2 separate regions of the Homo sapiens genome follow, and region 2 is linked to region 1. Evidence: chromatin contacts called from ENCODE Hi-C or POLR2A ChIA-PET data. All regions are on one chromosome and are shown on one strand. The core of a region is the stretch at or near the end of the contact, and the rest is flanking DNA. Distances in the headings are between cores, read along the strand shown. Region 1 overlaps FAM193A (family with sequence similarity 193 member A). Region 2 overlaps GRK4 (G protein-coupled receptor kinase 4).

Region 1 (6,607 bases), core at 972-3,471:
AGAAATTATGTAATTTCCATGCGTCTTTTTTCTTTCACTCGATAGTGTAATAGGCAGCTTTTAAATTTCCAAGAGGAGAAACTTTGTTGTTGTTAATAATTTACAGGTTTTTTTCATTGTGATCAGAGAATATTGCTTTTGTTTTGCAAAACCTATTGATACTTTCTGAGGCCCAGTGTATGTCAGCTTTTGTAACTCCTCCATGTGTACTTGATAGAAGTGTATTTTCTTGGGTCTTGGTATAGAGTTCACTGTGTGTGTGTGTATATATATGTACGTATGTATTTACATATGGAGATACATATATGTATACACCTCCATGATACATTAATTCTGTTGTTTAGTCTTCTGTATATCCTTATTTTGTGTCCTCATGGCCTGTCTTCTGTGGCTTATTATTAATATGTTTCTGTGTTTTCTTGCATCTCCTGTTTCCGTGTTGTTTGGTGCACATTCCTGTTATATATTTTTAGTTACTTGTGGCTTTTTGTGTTGAGAAGCGGCCACCTTCTGGTCGTGCTTTGTGCCTGCGGCCTAAGTCCTGCTCTGTCTGCGTTGTGACTGCTGCCCCTGCTCTCCTTCGGCCCATTTGCCTGACGAGACAGCCTTGTCCTTGGCCCTTTGTTTCCAGCCTTTTTCTGAGTGCCTTGGTTTTAGGACGTTCTCTTGTGTGAAGCAAACCTGAGGCTTGCTTTGTGAGCCAAATTGAAAATCTTCTTTTCAGTCAGTTAAGCCCATTCACACTTAGTGATATAACTATGTGGTTGGTCTCAACCCTGTCATTATTTTATAATTTCTGTATTTTCTATTTACTGTTTTGTTTTTTGGGTTTTTTTAAAATGTGTTGTGGGGTTTTTTGCTTTTTTATTTAAAAAAAAAATTGTGGGGCTGGGCGTGGTGGCTCATGCCTGTAATCCCAGCACTTTGGGAGGCTGAGGCAGGCAGATCACCTGAGGTCAAGAGTTCAAGACCAGCCTGGCCAAGATGGTGAAACCCCATCTCTACTAAAAAATACAAAAATTAGCCCAGGTGTGGTGGTGCATACCTGTAGTCCTAGCTACTTGGGAGGCTGAGGCAGGAGAATTGCTTGAACCTGGGAGGTGGAGGTTGCAGCGAGCTGAGATTGTGCCACTGCACTCCAGCCTGGGCGACAGAGCTAGACTCTGCTTCAAAAAAAAAAAAAAAAAATTGTCCAGGTGCTGTGGCTCACGCCTGTAATCTCAGCACTTTGGGAGGCCGAGGGGGGCAGATCATGAGGTCAAGAGATCAAGACCATCCTGGCCAACATGGTGAAAACCCTGTCTCTACTAAAAATACAAAAGTTAGCCAGGCGTGGTGGCGCGCACCTGTAGTCCCAGCTACTCGGGAGGCTGAGGCAGGAGAATTGCTTGAACCCAGGAGGTGGAGGTTGCAGTGAGCTGAGATCGTGCCACTGCACTCCAGCCTGGCAATAGAGCGAGACTCCTTATCAGAAAACAAAAAAAAATTGGGGTATTAGGAAAATGGGTGCTTTTTTCCTAGTGCATTCCTATAGACTTGCATACCCCACTCATGCTCCTTGGGCCTGGGTTCCCTGTGTACCCCCTCGTGGCCTGCTGTGTTGGCATTAGGGGGTCCTCTGACACCCACTCATTGCCTCCACAGCAGGCAGTGAGTGAATTCCATTCTTTGTGTTTTCTCTTTCCTGTCTCCCTGTCTCTCCTCTTCCCATTTTTTGTTGGTGGTGTTTCTGCTCTGTCAGAACACACGGTATTCTTAGGTACACAATTTACTACAACAGGGCTCCCGCTTGCCTCTGCTGAGTGTTCCCAGGTGTCTTCAGGTTGGTGAAGCTCATCCTCAGGCAGTGGCCTTGAGTAGGGCCACAGAATTCTCTGAGTTCTGGAGAAGTAAACTTTGACCTGTTGTGTTGTCAATGAACAGATAGTTTGGTTGGATATAAAATCCTTGGATCAACTGATTTCTCCTGTTTAATATAGTGTGGTTGTTGTAAAAAAATTTTTTCCTGATACCAAATTGGTTAAAGTTGTGTTTCCTGTTTTTCTTACACCAAGATTTTATAGACTGATTATTCTAGTTCTAGTCAGGAAAAGAGAGTATTAGAAATCTATTATGACAGCACTTCCAGCAGACATGCCAGCTCTTTTTCCTCCTCAAGTTGGAGCTCTTTTCTTCTAGAACTTCTTGTGGGCGGCTGCTGACATCATGCTTTCTTAGATCTTCACTTTTTGTACATCTGTAAATGCTCCGGCCCTCTCTCACCCTTGCTTGTGCATCAGTTTCCTGCATCAGCAGACGGTGTTCTGTGCTTCCTTTCTGCTGCTTGAGTTTTTAAAAATCGAGACTCAGAATGCTTTCCCATGCCCTGAAGCACCTCTCTGTACAAACATGTGGAGCCTGCTGTGGCTGGGGGCTGTCCTCACTCTCCAGTCACATCCGCTATTCTGTGCCAGGATTGAGCTATTGGCTGCGTTTCCTTTAACCTAATCTTTCCCTTCCTCCTGAGTGTAGATTACCAAAGGTTGACTTTCCCAGGCCTTTCCCTGAACACACCCAGCCTTCATTCCTAGACCACCCAGTCCCAGTGGCACCAGTGATTGTGGCCTCCACCCCGCTGTGTGCCCTCAGGGATACAGTTGGGATCCGAGATAGCCAAGGCTGTCATAGAGCAGGTCCCTAGAGAGAGACTCCTAAGTGACATGTCTGTGAACAAACACACTTGAAAGCACTTGCCTGGTGCTGTGTGAGTTGTCAAAAATATTAGCTGCTATTATGCGAGTAAAACGTGCCTCATGCTACCATGGAAATTCCCCAGTGGTAGAAAGAAATGGAGTGTTTATTAAAGGTTCTGAAAAATTGTCCCGTGTTGAGGGCTGCAGGGAAATGGAGACTCACCTTTAACAAAGAAATGTCAGTGGCTCCTGTCCTCTTTGTTCACATCGATGAGGCTGAATGCTGTGTGCACTGCACCCCCCCAACCCCGCCCCAGCCCAGATGTGTGCTGCTGGACCCTCTTTGATACTTAAGGCTCACATAAGCCTCCGGGAATGTATTCACGATTGAATTAGATAAGTGACCAGAACAGAACAGAGAAGTAGAAATTCTCAAACTTGCCTGAGAGTCTAGGAAATTGAGTAATTCTCAATCAATGATTTCCCTGCTATCCTGCCTGTTTTCAAAGATGGTTGTGTAATTGCAGCATGAAATGTAGCCTTGGTTTTTGTTTGGAACAACTTGAAAGTGTTTGGCCAGGCACAGTGGCTCACGCTTGTAATCCCAGCACTTTGGGAGGCCGAGGTGGGTGGATCATTTGAACCCAGGAATTCAAGACCAGCCTGGGCAACATGGTGAAACCCTGTCTCTACCAAAAATATAAAAATTACACAGGCATGGTGGTGTGCACGTTTGATCCCAGCTACTCAGGAGGCTGAGGCAGGAGGATTACTTGAGCCTGGAAGATGGAGGTTCCAGTGAGCCGAGATCATGCCTGGGTGACAGAATGAGACTTCATATAAAAAAAAGAAAAAAGTTTTTGATGAAATCTCTGGATGTCATATGGGTGAGATGAATGCCTGGGAGAACCACCTTCCTGTAGGGTTGATGTCTGGGTCCTCTTCCTGTCAAGGGCACATTCGAGGGACAGCCCTTTCCTTAACATGGGCCTGTCCCCTGGGCAGCTTCTGCTGGCAGCTGTGCTCTGCCTGACTCCAACGGAGACTTAGGGCAGTCCCTGGGCTTGCGTGCGAATTAGATTTCTGGGAATCTTCTTGCTAAAGGGCTCTCTGATGGGCTGCCTGTCATATAATGACCAGTCACATGGGGAGTCTAGGTTCTGGCAAACATGTCTTCTAACGGGACCTGAAGCCACAGTTGCTTTGCTTAGTGGACATGTGAGTTCTGCAGTTTCCAGGTCAGACCTGGGTGTTCATAAGCACACCAAAGAGATCTGTCCTCTAAAATCTCATTTTAGAAAAAATGTTTACAATTTTTGAAGTTGTTTAAATTGAGCGAAGACAAATGATTTCTTCCGTTCTGATAAGATAGCCTGCTGCTGTAATTTGACTTGCTGCTTCTCTTTTGTTTTACAGATGATGTCTTTCTACCTAAAGATATTGACCTAGACAGTGTGGATATGGATGAGACAGAGAGGGAAGTGGAATATTTCAAAAGGTAAATGTGGAGGCTGTGTCTGAAACCGTGGTGACTGTGTGCTTGCCATACATGTTTGGTTTTCTGTCTTTCCATGGCACTTCTAGTTGTCTTGGACGAAGTTACATCAAGCAAGCCAGACAACATGGCTTCTGAAGAGCCTTGTAGTAGGACAGGCCAGCCACACACACCCCTCCCATACTCCCAACACTCACACAATCACTTCTGCTCCCCCTCACATGCTAGAAAAATAGTTGATGGCAGTGGCTTCCCCCCCACCCTTCCCCGCCAACTGGCTGTTGCGCTTCTGAGGCGGTGGCTCTCCAGGTGTCCTGGGCCAGCAGCGTCTCCTGGGGATACAGGCCCCTACTTAGACCTGTCGGATCAGATTCTGGGAAGGGGCCGGCATCTACGTTCTTGACAGCCTTCCGGGTGACCCTCACATATGCTGATGGTTGAACACACTGGAGTGGTATGCTTTTGAGAAGAAAAGTAACATTTTACATACTTGCTGTTTTCCTGATGGGCAAGTTTTATCAGTGCTTGTTCTATAATGTTTTAACTACTATGTGAATTATTAATGGCAACAAAATTTTATTTATTTTATTTTTAAGAGGGAATCTCACTCTATCACCCAGGCTGGAGTGCAGTGGCACGATCTCAGCTCACTGCAACCTCTGCCTCCCGGGTTCAAGCAATTCTCCTGCCTCAGCCTCCAGACTAGCTGGGATTACAGGCGCCCACAACCACACCAAGCTGATTTTTGTATTTCAGTAGAGACAGGGTTTCACCGTGGTTACCAGACTGGTCTCAAACTCCTGACCTCAGGTGATACACCTGCCTTAGCCTCCCAAAGTGCTGTGATTACAGGCGTGAGCCACCGCGCCCAGCCTATTTATTTCATTTTTTTTATTTTTTGAGACAGAGTCTCTGTCACCCAGGCTAGAGTGCAATGTTGTGATCTGGGCTCACTGCAATCCCCACCTCCTACGTTCAAGCGATTCTCCTGCCTCAGCCTCCTGACTAACTAGGATTACAGGGGCCTGCCACCACGCCTGGCTAATTTTTGTATTTTTGGTGGAAACAGGGTTTTGCTATGTTGGCCAGGCAGGTCTCAAACTCTTGACTTTAAGTGATGCACTCACCTCAGCCTCCCAAAGTGCTGAGATTACAGGTGTGATTAAGCGTGCATTTGTATTATAATAAAAACAACAAAACTGGACTAGAGGCTGCGCCTGGTGGCTCACACCTGTAATCCCAACACTTTGGGAGGCCAAGACAGGCAGATCACTTGATCAGGTCAGGAGTTCGAGACGAGCCTGGCCAACATGGTGAAACCCCGTCTCTACTAAAAATACAAAAATTACCTGGACGTGGTGACAAGAGCCTGTAATCCCAGCTACTCAGGAGGCTGAGGCAGGAGAATTGCTTGAACCTGGGAGGCACAGGTTGCAGTGAGCCGACATAGCACCATTGCACTCCAGCCTGGGAAACAGAGAGAGACTTTGTCTCAGGAAAAAAAAAAAAAAAAAGCCAGGCATGCACTTGTAGTCCAAGCTACTCAGGAGGCTGAGGCCAGAGGATCACTTGAACCTAGGAGTTTGAGGTTGCAGTGAACTATGATCACGGCACTTGCACTCTAGCCTGGGCAACAGAGCAAGACCCTGTCTGAAAAAAAAAAAAAAAAAATTCCCCGAGTAGCTGGGATTACAGGCGCCTGCCACCACGCCCAGCTAATTTTTTTATTTTTAGTAGAGACGAGGTTTCACCATGTTGGCCAGGCTAATCTTGAACTCCTGACCTCAGGTGATCCACCCCCCCTTGGCCTCCCAAAGTCCTGGGATTACAGGTGTGAACCACCACGCCCAGACTGTCAAAATTTTTAAATACACAGAACTAAAAAGATAATTAAAACATTGCATATGAAAACCTGCGGGATATCGAAAAACGTTAACTTTTTAGAGCTGTTTATGTAAGGCTATAATTGCCTAAATTAGTTTTTAAAAATCCTGAAACATAATGAGTTAAAGATTTCACTTGAGAAATTAGGAAAAGAACAATAGAATAAACCAAAGAATATATAAAGAAGGAGATAAGAGAGATAATGAAATAGAAAACAAAGATTTGGTAGAGAAGATCAACAAAGCTAAAATATGATTGATTGAAAACACCAAATAAATCTTTAGGAGACAGATTAAGAATAATAGAGAAAAAAAGACACAAAAAATAGCATAATTAGATGGAAGAAGAATTAAGATGTTGATAACTATCAAAGTCAGGTGATGGCTATGTTCATTATGCTATACTATCTGTTTTTGTGTGTGTTTGAAAATGTCAGTAATTAAAAAAAAAAAAAGTTTTGTCCGGGTGCTGTGGTTCATGCCTGTAGTCCCAGCACTTCGGGAAGCCAAGACAGGCGGATCACTTGAGGTCAGTTCAAGACCAGCCTGGGCAACAT
Region 2 (6,704 bases), core at 2,467-4,966, 320 kb after region 1:
GCTTTTTCTGATTGATGAGAATTGCGGAGGAAGGCTTATTTGCCTTTGTGATGATGGTAAATATGTATGTGAGGAATACTTTCTAAAGAGATCCTTTCTGGTAATTTTAAGAATATACTAGAATACCAAAATATTAAGAAGATATTTTGAGAACGAGGTTTGCTAAGTGGTTGCCTCATCTGAGGTCCTTAGTGGTATTTCTGAAATTGACAACAGTTTCTGTTTCCTCTTTAAAAATCCCCACATTTTTATGATTAATTTTTTTAACTTAAGGAATAACATAGCCGACCCCTTATTTATTGATAGCTCAAAGGCGAAACCTTCGCCCCCCTCCTTTGTGAAGTGTCATATAATTTAATGAGTAAAGTCTGAGTTCCTGAGGTCTGCTTGATGCTTGGAAATTATTTGTTAGATGCAGCTGGGCGCGGTGGCTCACGACTGTAATCCCAGCACTTTGGGAGGTCGAGGCGGGTGGATCACGAGGTCAGGAGATGGAGACCACGGTGAAACCCCGTCTCCACTAAAAATACAAAAAATTAGCTGGGCACGGTGGCGGGTGCCCATAGTCCCAGCTACTCGGGAGGCTGAGGCAGGAGAATGGCGTGAACCCGGGAGGCTGAGCTTGCAGTGAGCCGAGATCGCACCACTGCACTCCAGCCTGGGTGACAGAACGAGACTCCATCTCAAAAAAAGAAAAAAAAAGAAATGATTTGTTAGATGCACCTGCTCTGCCCTCCCGAGTCCTTTGGTTATTATTATGCAGGGGAGTTTTGAGTTTTCATTTTTATCCAGAGGCTCAAGTGGGTTGCATTTCTGCCTCTTGCAGTTACTCACCAAGAATCCAAGCAAGCGGCTGGGCTGCAGGGGCGAGGGAGCGGCTGGGGTGAAGCAGCACCCCGTGTTCAAGGACATCAACTTCAGGAGGCTGGAGGCAAACATGCTGGAGCCCCCTTTCTGTCCTGATGTAAGTGCATTGCCAGGACGAGCAGGGCCCTAGGAACAGTGATCCGCACAGCACGGTTTTTCTCTTTCTTTTTTCAAAAATAGAGATGGGGGGTCTCACTGTGTTGCCCAGGCTGGTCTTGCACTCCTGGCCTCAAGTGGTCCTCCACCTTGGCCTCCCACAGTGCTGGGATTATAGGCGTGAGCCACTGTGCCCGGCTGCAACACAGTTTTTTGTTTTTTTTTGTTTTTTATTACAACAGATACAGAATCAGCAGGTACAGTTAGCATGTGGCTTTTGCTCATGGTGCCTGTCCTACCTGGTTCTTCTTCCCTCCCCCGTCACCCCAGTGTGCTTTGGCCACTCACTGGGCCCCTCACAGACCTCAGCGGTGCTCTAGCTCCCTGCCTCGTGTCACTGTCAGCCTCACTGCTGGGGGAGCCCCCCAGGTAGCTGAGACCACAGCCACACACCACCCAGCTCATTTTCACTTCTTTTCTAGAGACGGGGGTCTCCCTATGTTGCCCAGGCTACTTTTGAACTCCTGGCCCCAAGTGATCCTCCTGCCTTGACCTCCCAGAATGCTGGGATTACAGGCATGAGCCACTACGCCTGGCCACCCGTGTCCCCTTTCTGGTCTCAGGGCTGGCTTTCTCTCTCATTCTTGTGTTTCCCACAGCCGTGAGGCCCTGCTTCCTTTGTCTGGAACGCGTGTCCCCACTCTGCTTCTCATGAGGTCCTGGGACTGTGGCCTGGCCCCGTACTGAGGACCCTGAAGTGGTCACTGTGCCTCCTTGTGAGTGTGCTGTTGGGACACCTTCCTCTGGACTGTCCCCGAGGGGCGGGGCCTGCCGGTCCACTTCCGCCTCCCCACCTTGAGGGTATGAATGAGTGAAGAGCAGCTACTCTAACAGCTGTGCTGACCGTGGCCTTTGGAGCCACTGCTTTGCTGAAACACTCACTGTAGTGCACAAGTCCTGGGTGAAAAGTTTCTCAGGACTGCGGGTGCCTCCGGCATGAGCAGATGAGGGTCCCACAGCTGCCGACTTCCGTGCTTTTTGTTCCTTTGCCCTGAAAGTGCAAGGAACTGTACTGGCGGCAGGTGGAGACCCGGACCTTGGCACTCCCTCCTGCCTGCCTGACCCTCTGCCTCTGAGGACAGCAGTGCCGGGATAGGAGCTGCAGACCTGGGTTCCTGTCCCAGAGGAGGGACCTGCTGATTCAGGGAGCTGAGCGGAGGGATGAGGTCCCTTGCAGCCTTGGAGACCACTCAGTGGACCTGCAGGAGGATGGGAAGTGGGAGCTGCTGCTGTTCCTCAGGTTTTCTCCGGGTGCTTTGCCAGGAGTGCACCAAGAATTGGAGGCAGGGGCGAGAATTGTCACTAAGGGATCCCACCGCTGGTGGCCTCTGTCCCTGTTCACACTTCTCCGGTTCTGTGCTGCATCTTCCAATACGTGCAGTCCACCCTGCCCTGCATCCCTGACCTCTGTTTGCAATCCATTTTGCACTACGGAAAGGAGAAGGGCATGGCCTCAGGAGGGGTGTGTGTGTGTGTGTGTGTGTGTGTATGTGTGTGTGTATGTGTGTGTGTGTGTGTGTGAGAAAGAGGGAGAGAGCCAGGGCATGCAAGGGACCTGGCACAGACAGTACCACAAAATTGGTGACACTAAAAGCTGGCGAACCACCTCTTCAGAGGACACATTCTGTGATTTAGAAAATGCCTCAAGTGAGAGGGGCCTGGCAAAAGAATGGAGACAGGGAGAGTGGCGGTGTTTATGCGTCAGTTTGCTGGGCGTTTCATTCTTGGGAACTGAGGGAGCTGAGAATTGCTGTAGTCATCTCAGAGGCTGCCCCTGTTCTTGCTACACAGCCTCATGCCGTTTACTGTAAGGACGTCCTGGATATCGAGCAGTTCTCGGTGGTGAAAGGGATCTACCTGGACACCGCAGATGAAGACTTCTATGCTCGGTTTGCTACCGGGTGTGTCTCCATCCCCTGGCAGAATGAGGTACTGCCCTTCCAGCACAGCCGCTTTACGTTAGTTCCAACAGTGACCCAGGGAAAAGGGTGTGTGTGTGTCCGTGTGTGTGTGTGTGTCTGTGTGTATTTGGGAGATAAAATTATATAAGACGGCTGGGCGCAGTGGCTCACGCCTGTAATCCCAGCACTTTGGGAGGCTGAGGCAGGCAGATCATGAGGTCAGGAGTTCGAGACCAGCCTGGCCAACATAGTGAAACCCTGTCTCTACTAAAAGTACAAAAATTAGCCAGGCATGGTGGCAGGCACCTGTAGTCCCAGCTAGTAGGGATGCTGAGGCAGGAGAATCGCTTGAACCTGGGAGGCAGAAGTTGCAGTGAGCTGAGATTGCGCCACTGTACTCCACCTTGGGCGACAGAACGAGACTTCGTCTCACCCAAAAAAAAAAAAAAAAAGATTGTATAAGACTTTTGACCACAGGACTAGACCATGGGCAAGCCAAGGACCATATCAGCAGCTGTCCAGAAGCACAGCGGCTGTCCCTGGTCCCAATGACAGGAAGTGGACAGGAGGTAGCTATTTTGGGTCTGATGGGAGCTTGCCTGCCACCCCGAGCCCCACTCCCTAAGCAGGGCTGGCTGGCAGCCAGGGTTCCCATGGTAGTTCCCTGCTTTGGGAGTACACTCAGAGACAAGGGGAGAGGAGACCACATTACTTATTCCAAGAAGAGGTCAGGAAGCAGGGAAGGAGGAACCCAGAAAAGGGGCCCCACAGTGGGTGCAGGAGCTCTGAGGTGCCCCGCACGGGGCTGGGCAGGAGCTGCTGGCACTGGGAGACACCCACTGACCTGGCAGTTTCTCTGCGGCTTCTCTGTCCTGTTATTCTGTGCATGCAGATGATCGAATCTGGGTGTTTCAAAGACATCAACAAAAGTGAAAGTGAGGAAGCTTTGCCATTAGATCTAGACAAGAACATACATACCCCGGTTTCCAGACCAAACAGAGGCTTCTTCTATAGACTCTTCAGAAGAGGGGTAAAAAGACTTAAAAACTAATATATGTGTGTGTATGTGAAAAAAAAAAAAACATACTGACTGCCAAGGTGAAAACCTGGTACTTTTTCTGTTTGCGATGGCTCCTACAGGCAGTTTTATACAGTCTGAGAGCCACATGGTGCTAGGTGGAGGCCAGCCAGAACAATGAGAACACCCTCGCAGTGAGGTTTGTTGCTGGGATGAAGACTGTTCTGATCCAAAACAGGACTACCTTCCAGCATTTACAAACAGGTTCCCGTGTCGCTGACAAAATAGTTTACACTGGGCTCAGAAATCGGCATCCTGTGGAACCTTCGTCAGATGGCACTCACAGTGCATCTCTCCCTGCTCTGGCTCTTAGACTCACCTCCTTCGCCCGCTGCACGGGGAAAGTGGATTCCTTTTTGAAAAGGGAATCCTGGCTGGGTGCGGTGGCTCACGCCTGTAATCCCAGCACTTTGGGAGGCCGAGGCAGGTGGATCACCTGAGGTCAGGAGTTTGAGACCAGCCTGGCCAACATGGCAAAACCCCAATTCTACTAAAAATACAAAACTTAGCCGGGTGTGGTGGCACATGCCTGTAGTCCCAGCTACTTGGGAGGCTGAGGCAGGAGAATCGCGTGAACCCAGGAGGTGGAGGGTGCAGTGAGCCGAGATCGTGCCACTGTACTCCAGCCTGGGCAACAGCGCAAGACTCCATCTCAAAAAGAAAGAAAGAAAAATGGAATCCTTTGGAAAGACTTTCTGTAATAGCATTAAATGTAGACAAGCCTTTTTTCCATGCAAAGTGTCTCTCCTTGGATTCGTGGGCCATCCTACTTTGCACCCTGTGTGTTCCCAGGGGGTTGATTCAGAGCTTGGCCACTAACATTCTAATCCATCTTTCTTTCAGTATGAAAAATAGGCTAGGCGTGGTGGCTCACGCCTGTAATCCCAGCACTTTGGGAGGCTGAGGAGGGTGGATCACCTGAGGTCAGGAGTTCAAGACCAGCTTAGCCAACATGGTGAAACCCCATCTCTACTAAAAATATAAAAATTAGCCGGTCATGGTGGCATGTGCCTGTAATCCCAGCTACCTGGGAGTCTGAGGCAGGAGAATCGCTTGAACCTGGGAGGCGGAGGTTACAGGGAGCCGAGACTGCACCATTGCGCTCCAGCCTGGGTGACAAGAGTGAAACTCTGTCTTAAAAAAAAAAAAAAAAAAAGGAAAAAAAAATAAGCTTTAGGTGGGAAATATCTCAAAGTGGCATTTCCCATGGCTGTCTTTCCTCTGAGAACTAAGGGTTAGGTGTGAACTAACAAAATGGCTCTCCCTGACCCTCAGTGTGTAGCCAGCCCTGCATGGAAATAAATGCTCCTCCCTGGGCCCCGGTCCCAGTGTCCACACTTGGAGATGGAACCCAGGTTCCCACGTTTTGGGGAAAACCTGCCGTTGAGAGAATCTGATTGCACAGAGTGAAGCCCATTCTCCCCACACTGCTTCTTAGGCAGCCAGAGACCCTGTGACATTCATGCCTCAGCCATGGTACATGCAGAACTTACCTGCTGCATTTCCTATGTATGTGAGCTAAGCATCTACCACATCATGAAGTAAATAAGGAGAAAATTTTTCAGGTTTTTGCCTGCCTTAAAATTAGCAGCCCCCTGGCCGGGCACGCTGGCTCACACCTGTAATCTCAGCACTTTGGGAGGCTGAGGTGGGAGGATCACTTGAGATCAGGAGTTCGAGAGCAACCTGGCCAACATGGTGAAACCCCGTCTCTGCTAAAAATACAAAACTTAGCAGGGTGTGGTGGCGTGTGGCTGTGGTCCTAGCTACTCAGGAGGCTGAGGAAGGAGAATTGCTTGAACCTGGAAGGTGGAGGTTGTAGTGATCTGAGATCCTGCCATTGCACTCCAGCCTGGGCGACAGAGTGAGACTATGTCTCAAAAAATAAATAAATAAATAAAAAATAAAAAAGCACCCCCCACCCAAAAGTTTGTAAATGGTTGTCTGCACTTAAGGAAAGTGAAACCTTCGCATCAGCCGTGTGCCTGAGGCCGCCGCTGTGTGTTGTAGGGCTGCCTGACCATGGTCCCCAGTGAGAAGGAAGTGGAACCCAAGCAATGCTGAGCACCCCGGTGCGGACCACAGAGCAGACCCTGGCGCCAGGAAGGAGCATGTGTTAGCGTCTCGTCCCACCTGGAATTGTAATAAATACATCTAAATAAAACATGCCTTGGGAGTGTACAGACCTTTCTGCACTAATACCTGAGTTGTCTTTTCACTAAAGCTGGATTGAAGAAAAAGCCCCAAGAGTACCCCTGAGGCCCCAGACACGCCCAAGTGTGGGCGCCTTCCGTGCTGGGGTGCCCAGGTGTGGGCGCCTTGCGTGCTGGGGTGCCCAGGTGTGGGCGCCTTGCATGCTAGGGTGGGAGCTTTCCCTGCACCCAGGGAGAGGCCAGCGGGGGCTTGGGAATGGATGACCCAGCACTGCAGTGCCTCGCGCCACCCCCAGACTTGGTCTCACCACTCGGCCAGAGATGTGGTGGTCCAGGAAGAGAGGGGGCGGCCGGGCCTCCCTTTCCCCAGGGCCCGGGTGTCAGACAGTCCGAGCCCGTTGGCATTCCTGCATCTCCCGATGGCTGTCCCGTTGCCTTGTGCCCCTCACCGAGATTCCTTCGGTTTGTGTGTTTGTGGCCAGTTTTCATTTTCTCTGAGCATATCTATCTGCCCTTGAAAGGGGCGGCTCCCCATGACCCTGCAGTCAG

The links. A loop is a pair of places that touch in the nucleus more often than their neighbours do. ChIA-PET counts read pairs that join two places held with the same protein, here RNA polymerase II (POLR2A). Pooled maps may share reads with other maps.
Region 2: a loop to region 1 is called in a pooled map, with 6 times the contacts of the local background. The contact joins two enhancer-like sites. A Hi-C loop is called at or near these places in 6 of 50 pooled maps. POLR2A ChIA-PET finds 5 or more read pairs at or near these places in 3 of 52 experiments (AG04450, GM12878 and OCI-LY7).

Annotation. Positions count from the first base shown.
Region 1 is chr4:2,711,935-2,718,541 of GRCh38, forward strand. It overlaps FAM193A (family with sequence similarity 193 member A), which reads left to right. Exons shown (of 21, transcript NM_001366318.2): 20 at 4,089-4,170. Among named protein-coding and RNA genes, the nearest start is that of TNIP2, 41 kb to the right of the region's middle. RefSeq lists an enhancer at 378-597. Within about 2 kb of position 2,222, at least 16 of the 41 ENCODE cell types and tissues checked have a DNase peak (open chromatin) inside an H3K27ac peak, as active enhancers do.
Region 2 is chr4:3,034,560-3,041,263 of GRCh38, forward strand. It overlaps GRK4 (G protein-coupled receptor kinase 4), which reads left to right. Exons shown (of 16, transcript NM_182982.3): 13 at 827-964; 14 at 2,815-2,952; 15 at 3,817-3,954; 16 at 6,013-6,201. The coding sequence ends at 6,066. Among named protein-coding and RNA genes, the nearest start is that of HTT, 37 kb to the right of the region's middle. RefSeq lists enhancers at 3,109-3,158, 3,739-3,828, 3,839-3,888, 5,857-6,306 and a silencer at 6,407-6,456. Within about 2 kb of position 3,717, at least 4 of the 41 ENCODE cell types and tissues checked have a DNase peak (open chromatin) inside an H3K27ac peak, as active enhancers do.